Regions from separate parts of the Homo sapiens genome. Here region 2 is linked to region 1. The links are chromatin contacts, found by Hi-C or POLR2A ChIA-PET in ENCODE. All regions are on one chromosome and are shown on one strand. Each heading gives the region's core, a stretch centred on a gene start or an enhancer-like site at or near the end of the contact. The rest is flanking DNA. Distances are from core to core; before and after follow the strand shown. Region 1 holds the start of SNHG1 (small nucleolar RNA host gene 1). Region 2 holds the start of PPP6R3 (protein phosphatase 6 regulatory subunit 3).

Region 1 (6,185 bases), core at 503-3,002:
AATGGACAAACTAAGAAAAGGTAACCAAATGTCTCAGACAATTCCTTATGGAATAAGCTCTCATGCCCTCTTCATGTTAACCCTGGTGAGTTCACAATTACTGGTTCCCAGGCTAAAACAGGGGTAAGGCAGGATGTTTCCTCCTCATTGGAGCAGAATCCTGGAAAGCTACAACTGACAAGCATTCGTCTGACCCTGGGCAGATCAGTGGGCATCTATCTGAGAAAAAAGGGGCATATATCAGTGGGCATCTATCTAGAAACATCACTACAGAGAACAAGAGGAACCAGAAAACTTTATGGGTTAAGCAGGCTTTGGTAACAAATATCAAAATGGCTAAGTTATCTATTAGATAATAGGCCCATAGAATTCGAAAAACAACTTACTGTAAGATAGAGGCAGACTGTCATCAGGAATACCTGGAAAGGAAAGCAAATTAGTTATTTTAAGGTATTAGGATGGAATGAAGCTTATTCATAAACAACAACTGCCATCAGAACTCTAACATGCTATTAACTTTTGTACCTCACAGAACATCAGCTTATCAATTCAAATCATCTGACAGTAACGTGATCGATATATGGATGAGGGTAACAGCACACCCTTACAAGAACTGTAGTACCGGGTTGCGATCTCCCTCCCCAGAAAATCATTTCAAGAGGAACAAGATGGAAGGCGCCAAAAAACATTGTTCCGCCGGCCACTTGTTTTCTTGAACATTTACAAAGATGACATACACCAATTTGGATAATTACCTGTATTCACCCTGGGAGGCAGCTGAATTCCCCAGGATAGATTATGAGATGCTGTAGACAACAGAGGAAAGCATTTTATGTACCTAAAAATAGTCATTCAAAGACCCCTTAAGACCTCTCTCTCACTTCTCAGTAGTAAGATGACATCACTTGAAAGTTCAGCCATATGCTTGTCATTTTGTGTTCATCATGGAGTGGTTATCTACAAGGTCTCCTCTGTAAGAGCATAAACCATGTACACCTACCTGGAACATTACTGTAACGCTGGCTTTGCATAAAGATGGGTCTTGTCCCATTCCTTCACCAGTAAGCTCTTGTGGGCTGAACATCTGAAAAAATAACACCCTTCACTAACACCTCAGACAAATCAATAGGGCCCTGACATTTGTTGCGTACAGTACAGTGCTACTCAGAATTTTCTGTTTTCTCCACTAATCCATCAGAAAGAGAGAGTTCAGTTCGTAAAATCATCCCCGTAGCAACTTCCACACACTCAACGAAAGAGCAGAGATTAAGAAATGGCCGTAAGAACTTACTGCAACAACAGAGCTCTCTTCGGTTCCAACGTGCGCGTAAATCCTGCAGACAGGAGCCCAATAAGACATTAGGTCAACTCAGGGCATTTCGAAAACGCTATTTTCTGAACAGACGGCTAAGCAAGAGGCTTGCAGGGCCCATCTCCTCAGAGTTATTTATCCTCACGGAGCTCAGTACAGGTCTGTGAAAAGGTCCTCATCATAGGAAGGGGGACCTACACGGCCCGCCATCGCCATTTTGTCCTTCACAAAGCCCCACTGCTACTTTTAAGCCTCGAGGCCACGCACAAGACCTTATCCGCCAGTCGCCCTGGCCAGGCAGCTACAACACAGAAGGCATAGTGCGTGCTATGCTATGTTCGCACAATCGCTCAAAAGAAAATAAAAGAAAAAGACAAAGTACAAAAGAGTAACAGCTATAAAGACCACGAAGCCACTTACCACGAGCAGTAGAAAAATGAGAACGAATCTCCCCGGGGAGACGATTAAATACCATGCCGCAGAGGCCCACGGGATTTGGGGGCGGGGCTACGGCGAGCGCACGCGCATACGTTGACCGCATGCGACCCCGGGGAGTTGTGGGTAGAGAGTTCCAGGGAAGGAGGGCGTAGACAAAGCGCCACCTGAACTTGCGGCGCGAAAAAGGCGCGCATGCGTCCTACGGGAGCGTGCTGGCTCACCGACCGCATTGCGGCTTGGTTTTCTCACCCAGTGCATGTGGCAGGAGCGGTGAGATCACTGCCTCACGGCGATCCTGGACTGACGGTCACGACTGCCTACCCTCTAACCCTGTTCTGAGCTGCCCCTTGCCCACACACCCCAAACCTGTGTGCAGGATCCGCCTCCATGGAGCTACAGCCTCCTGAAGCCTCGATCGCCGTCGTGTCGATTCCGCGCCAGTTGCCTGGCTCACATTCGGAGGCTGGTGTCCAGGGTCTCAGCGCGGGGGACGACTCAGGTACTGGATCCCGGGCTAAGCTCGGGAGGAGGTCCCCTTTGGTGGGGCCATTTCGGGAAAGTATGTCAGGACGTAAGTGCTTCACTGAAGACAGGATCTGATTTTTTCCTAACTGGTTCCCTATGTCCTGCCTTCTGGTGCGTTTTCTTTAGATCTTGGACTACTACGGGCCAACATTAGCTAACATTTATGGAGCACCGTTTTAAGCACACTATATGAATCGATTAATCCACCAAAATCCCAAGAGCTAGGTAGGATGACAACCCCCATTTTATTGATGGGGAACCCTAAAGAGCTCCGGCGGTGCTGCCTGCTGCAACTCCTGCCTGATCAATATGGTTGCAGTCAGCTATAGACTGTTTTACTGAGACCGGACAACATTAGTTCAGTCGTTTGTGGTAAACATCTACGTGTACAAGCACACTTTATAAACATTTTTTTCTTTCTTTTTTTTTTTTTTTGAGACGGAGTTTCGCTCTTGTTGCCCAGGCTGGAATGCAATGGCCCGATCTCAGCTCACTGCATTCCACCTCCCGGGTTCAAGCAATTCTCCTGCCTCAGCCTCCTGAGTAGCTGGGATTACAGGCATGCGCCACTGTGACCGGCTAATTTTGTATTTTTAGTAGAGACAGGGTTTCTCCATGTTGGTCAGGCCGGTCTTGAACTCCTGACCTCGGGTGATCCGCCTGCCTCGGCCTCCCAAAGTGCTGGGATTACAGGCGTGAGCCACCGCGCCCGGCCAAACATTTTTTTCTTTCAAGACGGAGGCTTGCTCTGTCGCCCAGGCTGGAGTGCAGTGGCGGGATGTCTGTTCACTGCAACCTCCGCTTCCCAGGTTCAAGCGATTCTCCTTCCTCAGCCTCCTGAGTAGCTGGGATTACAGGCTCCCGCCATCATCATGCCACACTAATTTTTGTGTTTTTCGGAGAGACGGGGTTTCATCATGTTGGCCAGGCTGCTCTCGAACTACTGACCTCAGGTGACCTCCTGCCTCAGCCTCCCAAACTGCTGGGATTACAGGGGTGGGCCACCACACCCGGCCTGGCTCAGCATTTTGGGAGGCCAAGGCGGGAGGATCTCTTGAGCCCAAGAGTTCAAGACCAGTCTAAGCAACATAGTGAGAAACCCATACCGATCTCTACAAAAAAAATAGAAAAAATTAGCCAGGAGCGGTGGTGCATGCCTGTAGCCCCAGCTGCTTGGGAGGCTAAGGTGGGAGGATTGCTTGAGCCCAGGAGGTTGAGACTGCAAATGAGCTGTGATCAAGCCACTGCACTGCACTCCAGCCTGGATGACTGAGATTGACCCTGTCTCAAAAAAAAAAAAAAAAAAAAAAAAAAAATGTGGGACAGATAAACTGGAAAATCAAGATGGCCCAGAGTAGACAGACAAGGCTGGGGAGGTTGTGTGTGGGAATGGCAGTCGGGAAATGCTTTATAGAGTGTCTGGGCCTGAAAGGGTAGAAAGACTTGGGAGGGGAATTCCAGTTAAAGGAACAACTGGAGCACAAGCTTGGTGCTAGAAAAAGAAGGAAGTGTGTAGCTACAATTCATGAAAGATGGGCAAAAGGGGAGTATTAGAATATAAAACTGGAAAGTATTTCCTGGGGAAAGCCAGATAAGCAGGACCTTGAATGCAAAGCTAAATCATTTGAATTATACATAGAAAAGAAAAAAAAACCGGGGAGAGTTTTTAAGTAGGAAAGTGATAAGACATTGGGGGATAAGATGGAGACAAGGGCATTAATTAGATTGCCATAGTAGTTTAGGCAAGAGGATTCAATGCTAACAAGTATAATGGCAGTGGAAGTGGAAAAGAGGGGATTTAGGTTAGGGGTCTCCAACTCACGTACAGAAATCAGCTAAGTAATGTAGGTAAGTGAAATGAACTGAGTTGGGACTCTGGTGAACTGGGCAGCCCTTTCACAGCTCCAGCTGATTGTTGCCTTGCGACAATATTGTCTCTGTGTGATCAGATAGTCAGTTTTCAAAAGAATCCAGAAGTCCAGAATTGTGTATTTACTCACGTTGAAATGTTGAATTTAAAATTTTTTGGCCGGGCGTGGTGGCTCATGCCTGTAATCCTAGCACCTTGGGAGGCCAAAGTGGGCGGATCACCTGAGGTCAGGAGTTAGAGTGAAGGGGTGGGTTGCCCCTCCACACCTGTGGATGTTTCTCCTAAGGTGGAACGAGAGACTTAGGAAAGAAAAAGACAGAGACAAAGTATAGAGAAAGAAATAAGGGGACCCGGGGAACCAGCGTTCAGCATATGGAGGATCCCGCCAGCCTCTGAGTTCCCTTAGTATTTATTGATCATTCGTGGGTGTTTCTCGAAGAGGGGGTTGTGTCAGGGCCACAAGACAATAGTGGGGAGAGGGTCAGCAGACAAACACGTGAACAAAGGTCTTTGCATCATAGACAAGGTAAAGGATTAAGTGCTGTGCTTTTAGATATGCATACACATAAACATCTCAATGCTTTACAAAGCAGTATTGCTGCCCGCAGATCCCACCTCCAGCCCTAAGGCGGTTTTTCCCTATCTCAGTAGATGGAACGTACAATCGGGTTTTATACCGAGACATTCCATTGCCCAGGGACGGGCAGGAGACAGATGCCTTCCTCTTGTCTCAACTGCAAGAGGCATGCCTTCCTCTTATACTAATCCTCCTCAGCACAGACGCTTTACGGGTGTCGGGCTGGGGGACAGTCAGGTCTTTCCCTTCCCACGAGGCCATATTTCAGACTATCACATGGGGAGAAACCTTGGACAATACCTGGCTTTCCTAGGCAGAGGTCCCTGCGGCCTTCCGCAGTTTTTGTGTCCCTGGGTACTTGAGATTAGGGAGTGGTGATGACTCTTAAGGAGCATGCTGCCTTCAAGCATCTGTTTAACAAAGCACATCTCGCACCGCCCTTAATCCATTGAACCCTGAGTTTGACACAGCACATGTTTCAGAGAGCACGGGGTTGGGGGTAAGGTCACAGAATCTCAAGGCAGAAGAATTTTTCTTAGTACATAACAAAATGGAGTCTCCCATGTCTATTTCTTTCTACACAGACACAGTAACAATCTGATCTCTCTTGCTTTTCCCCACATTAGAGACCAGCATGGCCAACATGGTGAAAACCCTTCTCTACTAAAAATTCAAAAATAAGCCGGGCGTGGTGTGGGTGCGGTGGCAGGCGATTGTAATCCTAGCTACTTAGGAGGCTGAGGCAGGAGAAGTGGTTGAACCCGGGAGGTGGAAGTTGCAGTGAGCCAAGATCACCCCACTGCACTCCAGCCTGGGGGACAAGAGTGAGTCTCAAAAACAAACAAAAAACCAAAATATGCCCGTGGGCCAAAGGTGGCCTTTGATTGTGAGTTTGCAACCTCTTGTGAGTGACATAGAATCTACTAGAAAAGAGGGCATTTTAAAAAAAGTAGGCTGGGTGGAGCGGCTCACGCCTGTAATCCTGAAGGGGGCCAGCCCCTCCACACCTGTGGGTATTTCTCGTCAGGTGGGACGAGAGACTGAGAAAAGAAATAAGACACAGAGACAAAGTATAGAGGAAGAAAAGTGGACCCGGGGACTGGCGCTCAGCATACGGAGGACCCGCACCAGCACTGGTCTCTGAGTTCCCTCAGTATTTATTGATCACTATCTCTACCATCTCAGCCAGAGGGATGTGGCAGGACTATAGGGTAATGGTGGGGAGAGGGTCAGCAGGAAAACATGTGAGCAAAGGACTCTGTGTCATAAATAAGTTTAAGGAAAGGTGCTGTGCCTTGATGTGCACGTAGGCCACATTTATGATTGACTTTACACAAACATCTCAGCGCAGTAAAGAGCAGTATTGGCCGGGCGCGGTGGCTCACGCCTGTAATCCCAGCACTTTGGGAGGCTGAGGTGGGTGGATCACGAGGTCAGGAGTTCGAGACCATCCTGGTTAACAT
Region 2 (7,024 bases), core at 2,450-4,949, 5.6 Mb after region 1:
ATGATAGCCAGGTGATGGGTGCTTGAGCATGCAGCCTGCTCTTCTCTCTGCTTTTGAATATGTTTGAAACTATTCAGTTACATGTGTGTTTTTTTAATAATTTGTTATTAATTTTTGCGGGTACATAGCAGGTACATATATTTATGGGGTTTTTTTTAAAGTCTAGATGGATTGAAAAGTTTAATATTAATATGAAACATTAAACTACAAAAGGATCAGGAGGAAAGACAGAAGGTGGTGATCCCTGAAATCTAGAAGTTTTAGGGTAGAGACGTCAATCTGTGTAGAATGCAAAGCTTCTAAGTCATTCCTCTGCTTAAAGCCTGTCAGTAGCTCCCCATGGCTCTCAGGACCCAGGCTGAGCTCAGATACCTCCTCCTCCAGGAAGTCCTCCCTGACTTCAACCTTCTGGTTAGGTTAGAAGCAAACCATAAGTGGAGACCTTAGGGGCCCACTTACGTTGGGCAAGGTACTATATGATTTCATTATAATGTATATGGCCCTGTGACCCACCTCAGAGTCAGGGATGGAGGAGCCTGGTGCAGATACTGGCAAATCCTTTGATGATGAGTGAGTATAGGGATGCAAGGGTCGGTGGGGGTGTTGGGTCCTCCCTGGGCTCCCCAGCACGGAAGGACGGACGGGAGCCCAGCCCTGGCTGCCCCCTCCTGCCCATGGCCCAGCCTCCCTCTCAGGCACCAGCCAGTCCCAGGACTCTCTGAAACCTTTCCTGGGCTCCTTAGTCCAGCTCCAAGCTGCCCCTCTGGCCCTGTGCTACACCTGGTGCTCCCTGCTCTCGCTTCCAGCCATCTTCTCTAGAGTATGGCCAGCCCTTCTTCTGCCCGGAAGCTTTCCTTGGCTCCCATGGTCTGAGCATAAACCCAGGTTCCTCCGCCTGGCTTCCAAAGCCTCCATGGTCCCTTCTGCACCTGCTTCTCGAGCTGTTGCCCCAGACCTGAGATCAGCCCCACCCTGCCTTCCACGGGGTGTGCTCCTTCCACCTTGCTGCCTCGGCCTCTTTCCCTGGCATGGCCGCTCCCGCCCTGCCCAGGTGATCAGCCTGTGAATCCCCTCCCTAACCCCCACACAGAGCACACCTCCCAGGCTGGCTTCCGGCTTGACTATGTTCCTCCATGCCTCTCTGAGTAGCAGGATCAATGTGAGAAAGGTCTGCCCTGTCTGCAGCCTCCCCAGAAGCACAGTACTTTTCGTGGCGCGTACACGGGCTGGTAGATACAGTTGTCCCTCTGTATCCGTGGGAGATTGCTTCTGGGACCCCCAAGGATTCTCAAGTCCCATATATAAAATGGCTTAGTACAGTTAACAACAGAGACGTGTTCTGAGAAATGCATCGTTAGGCAATTTTGTCCTTTGCAAACATCACAGGTATACTTAGCACAAACCCAGATGGTCTAGCCTACTACACACCTGGGCTATATGGGATAGCCTATCGCTCCTAGACTACACATCCATACAGCATGTTACTGTGCTGAATACTGAAAGCAGCTGTAACACAATGGTAAATATTTGTGTATCTAAACATAGAAAAGATCCAGTACAGCTGGGCGCGGTGGCTTACGCCTGTAATCCCAGCACTTTGGGAGGCTAAGGTGGGTGGATCACCTGAGGTCAGGAGTTCAAGACCAGCCTGGTCAACATGGTGAAACCCCCATCTCTACTAAAAATACAAAAATTAGTGGGACATGGTGGCATGCACCTGTAATTACAGCTACTGGGGAGGCTGAGGCAGGGAGAATTGCTTGAACCCAGGAGGCAGAGGTTGCAGTGAGCTGAGATCGCCCCATTGTACTCCAGCCTGGGCGACAGAGCAAGACTCCATCTCAAAAAAAAAAAAAAAAAAAGTCCAGTACAACTACAATATCATAATCTTATGAGACCAGTCTTTTTTGTTTTTATTTATTTATTTATTTTTTGAGACAGAGTTTCGCTCTGTCGTCGAGTCTAGAGTTCAGTGGTGCAATCTCGGCTCACTGCAAGCTCCGCCTTCCGGGTTCACGCCATTCTCCTGCCTCAGCCTCCTGAGTAGCTGGGACTACAGGCGCCCGCCACTGCGCCCGGCTATTTTTTTTTTCTTTTTGTATTTTTAGTAGAGACGGGGTTTCACCGTGTTAGCCAGGATGGTCTCGATCTCCTGACCTCGTGATCCACCCGCCTCCGCCTCCCAAAGTGCTGGGATTACAGGCGTGACCGCGCCGTGACCTCCTGTGGATTTTCATGGGACTCTGAGAGGCGCCTCAAATCCATTTTGGAATAAGGCAGGTTATTAGCATGGGGTCTAACCGTGGGCTGTCTCGGTGTCCTGGGCTGGCTCTTGGGGCGGGGGTCCTGATGTCCGGGACCTCGGTCCTACCTGGGAGGCACAGATATGGCGGGGAACGGGAAGCCCGGGGGAGCATTTAGAAGCTCGTGTGCACAGGGAAACCCTGTCTCTACAAAAAAATTAAATTAGCGGGGCCCAGTGGTGCGTGCCTATGGTCCCAGCTACTCGGGAGGCTGAGGTGGGGGGACTGCTTGAGCCCAGGAGGTGGAGGCTGCAGTGAGTCATGATCACCCCACTGCACTCCAGCCTGGACAACAGAGCAAGACCTTGTCTCAAAAAAGACCCCAGGCCAGGCGCGGTGGCTCACCCCTATAACCCCTGCACTTTGGGAGGCTGAGGTGGGCGGATCACCTGAGGTCAGGAGTTCGAGACCAGCCTGGCCAACATGGTGAAACACCCGTCTCTTCTAAAAATACAAAAATTAGCCGGGCATGGTGGCGTGCACTTGTAATCCCAGCTACACGGGAGGCTGAGACAGAACTGCTTGAACCTGGGAGGCGGAGGTTGCAATGAGCTGAGGTCGCACCACTGCACTCCAGCCTGGGGGACAACAGGGAAACTCCGTCTCAAACAAAACCAAACCCCAAAAGTTCTCGTCTAAGTCCTTCTCCCAGGACAAGGGCACTTATCTCTTGGCGGTGCGTCACAGGTAGGGATATTCCGCGATCCCTCACCTTGACCCCGCTACGAGGACAGCCACCTCTTTCAGGTAAAGAGATCGCAATGGGAAATCATTCTGATAAAAATTCCCCTGTGGAGAATGCAGGCATCGATCCCGTTACCTCTCACATACTAAACGAACGCTCCTCCACTTAAGCTGATTCCCTAGCCCGGCCTAACCTTTGCAGCCGGCGCATATTGTGGCTCACGTCACCACCGGTGTCCCCCGCCGCCCCCGCCCCGCCCGGCCAGCTCGCCACCCTATTGGATCCCTCACGGCTCCGGCTCCACGGCCATGATGGGCTTGGCTCAATTTAGTTTTAAAAAGCATTGGCCACTCGGATTGGTGGTCCGAAGCGTCCGTCAAGCGGAGGACCTGCTGTTGCTACGGCGTAGGGGGTCCCAGCCAGGTTTCTCCCCGTTTCTGATTTGTTTCTCAGGCTCCGGGGTCCTAGAGGTTCCGGATCCGTCAAGTCCATGGGAAAAGAATGCGCCCCTCGCGCTTGACTGACGAGGCTTGCGGGCCAATCGGAATGTAGTCAAAGGAGCCGCTAGGCGATCCAATAGGTAGTAGGGGGCGGGAGAGAGGGGCCAATGAGCCTGGAGCTGGGGGCGGGGGCAGGGCCGCGATTGGCTGAGAGGCGGCCAGAGGGCGGGCGGGGGGGAACTCAAGGCCTGCTTGATACGTCCGCCATTTTGGGCGCTTCGCTGATGGTGTCGGTGAGCGCGTTTCCCGCCTGAGCGCAACTAGCGGCGGGTCGTGGGCACCTCCAGGTAATGGGGGTAGGGGAGGCGCCGGAGCAGGCCGCGGCGCGGGGTGTGCGAGGCGCGCGGGCAGGCGCGGGGCCCCTCCACCTGGCCTCAGCGGCTCAGGGAGGGAACGTCCCGGCCCCTCTCCCCTCCCCCCCCGGAATTCGTCGCTCCGCGGGCCCGGGAGGCGCGGCGCCGAGTCCTTCCCGGCCGCTCCCCGTCCGCTCCTGTTAGCCGGGGGCCCCGCCAGGACGGGCGCCGGGAGCGGGACGCGGTCGGGGCGGCGACTTTGTGCCTCGTTGACGTTCGCGGCCTGGCGCGGCGGGCGGGCGAGGCGCGCCCCTGACCCGGCTCTGGCTCCAGCCTTCCCGCCCGCCGGCCGCGGCCCGCAGTCTCGCCCCCCGCCCGGCCCGCGCCCGGTCTCCGCTCCCGCTGGGCCTCCCGGGGGCCTCGGGGAGCGCGTCAAGTTGAGGCAGCAACTCGCCGTCAAGAGTCGCGAAGACCATTGTTGGACTCTGCTCTTCGGGAAACAAGTTTTGTGGGTTTCTGTTAATTCGCCGCAGAGTCATCGGGATCCACACCAGCCAGTTCCGAGGCTCCCAGTACCCTTCCCAGTGGCTTTTTAACTCCTGTGAGGTGGCTTGTATGTAAACTGTCTCGAATGCCTCCCTGGTGTATTTGAGCCGGGGGTGGGGGGGGTGGGTGGTCCTTCTTGTGGCTTGAAGTCCCTCCCTCTTAAAGAAGCCCATTCACTGTTTACTTGGAGGTGTTTCCTGTTGAGGTCCTGCTGGCTGTGATCACAATTTAGACTTTTTAATTATAGGTGAACGGGATGGGTCTTTGGATGTACCTCCGTGCCCTGACGTTTCAACCGCGTGACTTAATGTCATTTTCCTGGTACTTCACGTTTTCTCTGTGGGGCTTTGGGTCTGTTTTGCTTTTATGGGAGGGGGTGCTTGACAGGCGTTCCCTTTCATCCTCGCAGCACTTGTTGACGGGGTGGTGTCCTTTATTCGTGGGACGTTTACTTTGATTTTGTCCTCAAGGTCATGTTGCAGATAGGCTTCAAGGGGGACAGGGACTCCAGGTTTCCAACCACCGAACTGTGCCTCAAGTAGCAAGTGTATGAGACCCAGTTATGGTGGTGGTTGGGTTTTCCTCACTGTGGAGTGGAGTCAGTGACCACTTTTTAGCTCTGTGACCTTGGGCAAGTTACCCAGCTTCTCTTTTTTTTTCTCTGTAGTATGGGAATAATAATAAGTGTCCCAGCCATAAGTTTGTCAGGATAATTGCCCTAATACATGTAAAACAGCTAGAGCTGTGCCTGGCACATACAGTCACCTCAGTGGCTGATTAGTGGTTAGGCTAGTTAATGGCTATTATTGTTTAATTTAAATTTGATTTTTAAATGTTTAGGTACTATTGGGAAGTCAGATGAGCATTTGAGTCCCGACTCTTGGTGACTGCCTTTAGAAAGCTCTGTGTAAGACTCAGTTGGGCTGAAAAAGTAAAACTATAAGTTATTTTAATTTTTTCAGGACAGGGTTTTTGACCATTCCTTAAATTAGGAACATTTACCGGAGTAATTAATGAGTAGTAGCGCCTCATAATGTTTAAAGAGATGGTTAAATACAGAAAAGCCCATCACAAGCTTAAGTCGGGCTTTGTTCCTCATGTGCTTTTGGATACTAGTTTCTGGGTGACTGCCACCCGAATCAGTAACTAGGGTTTCTTAGTGTAAGTCCTCCTTGTTACTGAAAACTGTAAGGGTGCCGTGGATTGCAGTATTCTTCAGCAAAGATAGTTTGGGAAATAGCTTTTGTCCTGGAGGGATACTTTGGAAGGTATTCTCCACTTCAGCATGTCTGGTCAGGGAGTCTAGAACATTGAACAAAATGCCTGCACTCAGTCAGAAATAAACTCACAATCCTTTACCGCTTGCCCGATACTCTCCTCCATGGTGCTCGAAACCTTGCGTGCACCTTCCCCTGGTATTGTTGTGTTTACTTGGGACTTGGTTTGCTGTATTGGAGATGTGTGTTTTGATGGACTCAGTCTTAAGTAGAGATGAGTATCTTGCTGGTGGAACTTAAGGACAGGAAGAAGATTGTTTTCGGTTTAGAACTCTAGCCTTTGTGTAAAGTATAGCAAAGCAAAGTCAACAAGCAAAAAGTTGTTAGTTTCAATGAACTAATTGAGAATTTGAGAATCAGACCATAGCTGAGCAGAAAATGAATAGAAGTAACATTGACAGGATGAGGTTGCCTAGCTTTTTAAGATAAAGCTTTGGCCGGGCGCAGTGGCTCACGCCTGTAATCCCAGCACTTTGGGAGGCCGAGGCTGGCGGATCACTTAAGGTCAGGAGTTCGAGACCAGGCCAACATGTGAAACCTTGTCTCTATTAAAAATACAAAAATTAGTCGGTCATGGTGGCGTGTGACTGTAATCCCAGTTATTTGGGAGGCTGAGGCAGGAGAATCGCTTAAACCTGGGAGGCGGAGGTTGCAGTGAGCCAAGTCCAGCCTAGGAGACAGAGCGAGACTCAGTCTCAGAAAAAAAAAAAAAAAAAAAAAAGATAGGGCTTTGCACCTATTTGGTAGATTATGTGCTTGTTACAAATAAACATCTCTTTAAAACAAGTGTCACGATCGGTATTTTATTTCTATGACAACTTCCATTGTCTAGTTCTATATTTTCAGTATTTGAGAGGCAGCCTCTGTGTGTGTTTGTGTGTGTGTGTGTTTTGGTCTAAAATTTTACAGTATTTTACTAAATAAGAGTAAATGATAGTGAAAATAAAGCTCTTCTATCTGCTCAACTAAAACTCAGCATTGACTTGGTCCTTAGAAGTTATGGTCTGCACCCCAGTATTGGCTGCTACTTTTTCTAATGTACTGAAAAAAAGATCTGGCCTCTTGGCTTTAAACAGCTTTCATATTTCTTTCCTTTCTTAACTTCAAATGATTGTCTTTTGATTTACTCTAGTTCAAGAGTTCTCAGTTGGGGGTGGTTCCCCCCTCACCCCCCAGGAAACATTTGGCAGTGTCTGGACATATTTTTGCTTGTTACACCTCTGGGAGTGGGCAGTGTGCTTCTGGAGGGTAGAGGCCAAGGATACTGCTAAACATCCTACAGTGTCCAGCATAGCCTCCTCCCTGCCCGCCAGCAAAAGTATCCAGTCCCAAATAGCAACACTGCTGAGGTTGAGAAATCCTGCACTTAGATAGATGTGAGACTGGCCTACATTAGAATAAGCCTGCATTAGAATAATTA

What was found. Hi-C counts contacts between places; a loop is a spot of excess contacts on that map. ChIA-PET counts read pairs that join two places held with the same protein, here RNA polymerase II (POLR2A). Pooled maps may share reads with other maps.
Region 2: a loop to region 1 is called in a pooled map, with 4 times the contacts of the local background. The contact joins the promoter of PPP6R3 here to the promoter of SNHG1 in region 1. A Hi-C loop is called at or near these places in 1 of 50 pooled maps. POLR2A ChIA-PET finds 5 or more read pairs at or near these places in 2 of 52 experiments (CD8-positive, alpha-beta memory T cell and T-cell).

Annotation. Positions count from the first base shown.
Region 1 is chr11:62,854,133-62,860,317 of GRCh38, forward strand. SNHG1 (small nucleolar RNA host gene 1) reads right to left here and starts at 1,753. Exons shown (of 9, transcript NR_152585.1): 1 at 1,292-1,753; 2 at 1,001-1,084; 3 at 387-419. It overlaps SNORD28 (small nucleolar RNA, C/D box 28), which reads right to left and starts at 563; the gene lies at 489-563. It overlaps SNORD27 (small nucleolar RNA, C/D box 27), which reads right to left and starts at 951; the gene lies at 880-951. SNORD26 (small nucleolar RNA, C/D box 26) reads right to left here and starts at 1,234; the gene lies at 1,160-1,234. It also overlaps SNORD25, LOC124900306 and a transcript of SLC3A2 not described here. RefSeq lists enhancers at 1-859, 1,497-1,576, 1,687-1,866, 1,835-2,808, 2,809-3,784 and 2 more and a silencer at 1,927-1,986.
Region 2 is chr11:68,457,053-68,464,076 of GRCh38, forward strand. It overlaps PPP6R3 (protein phosphatase 6 regulatory subunit 3), which reads left to right and starts at 3,700. Exons shown (of 24, transcript NM_001164161.2): 1 at 3,700-3,775. RefSeq lists silencers at 3,111-3,260, 3,571-3,940, 3,951-4,000, 4,051-4,160 and an enhancer at 3,371-3,430.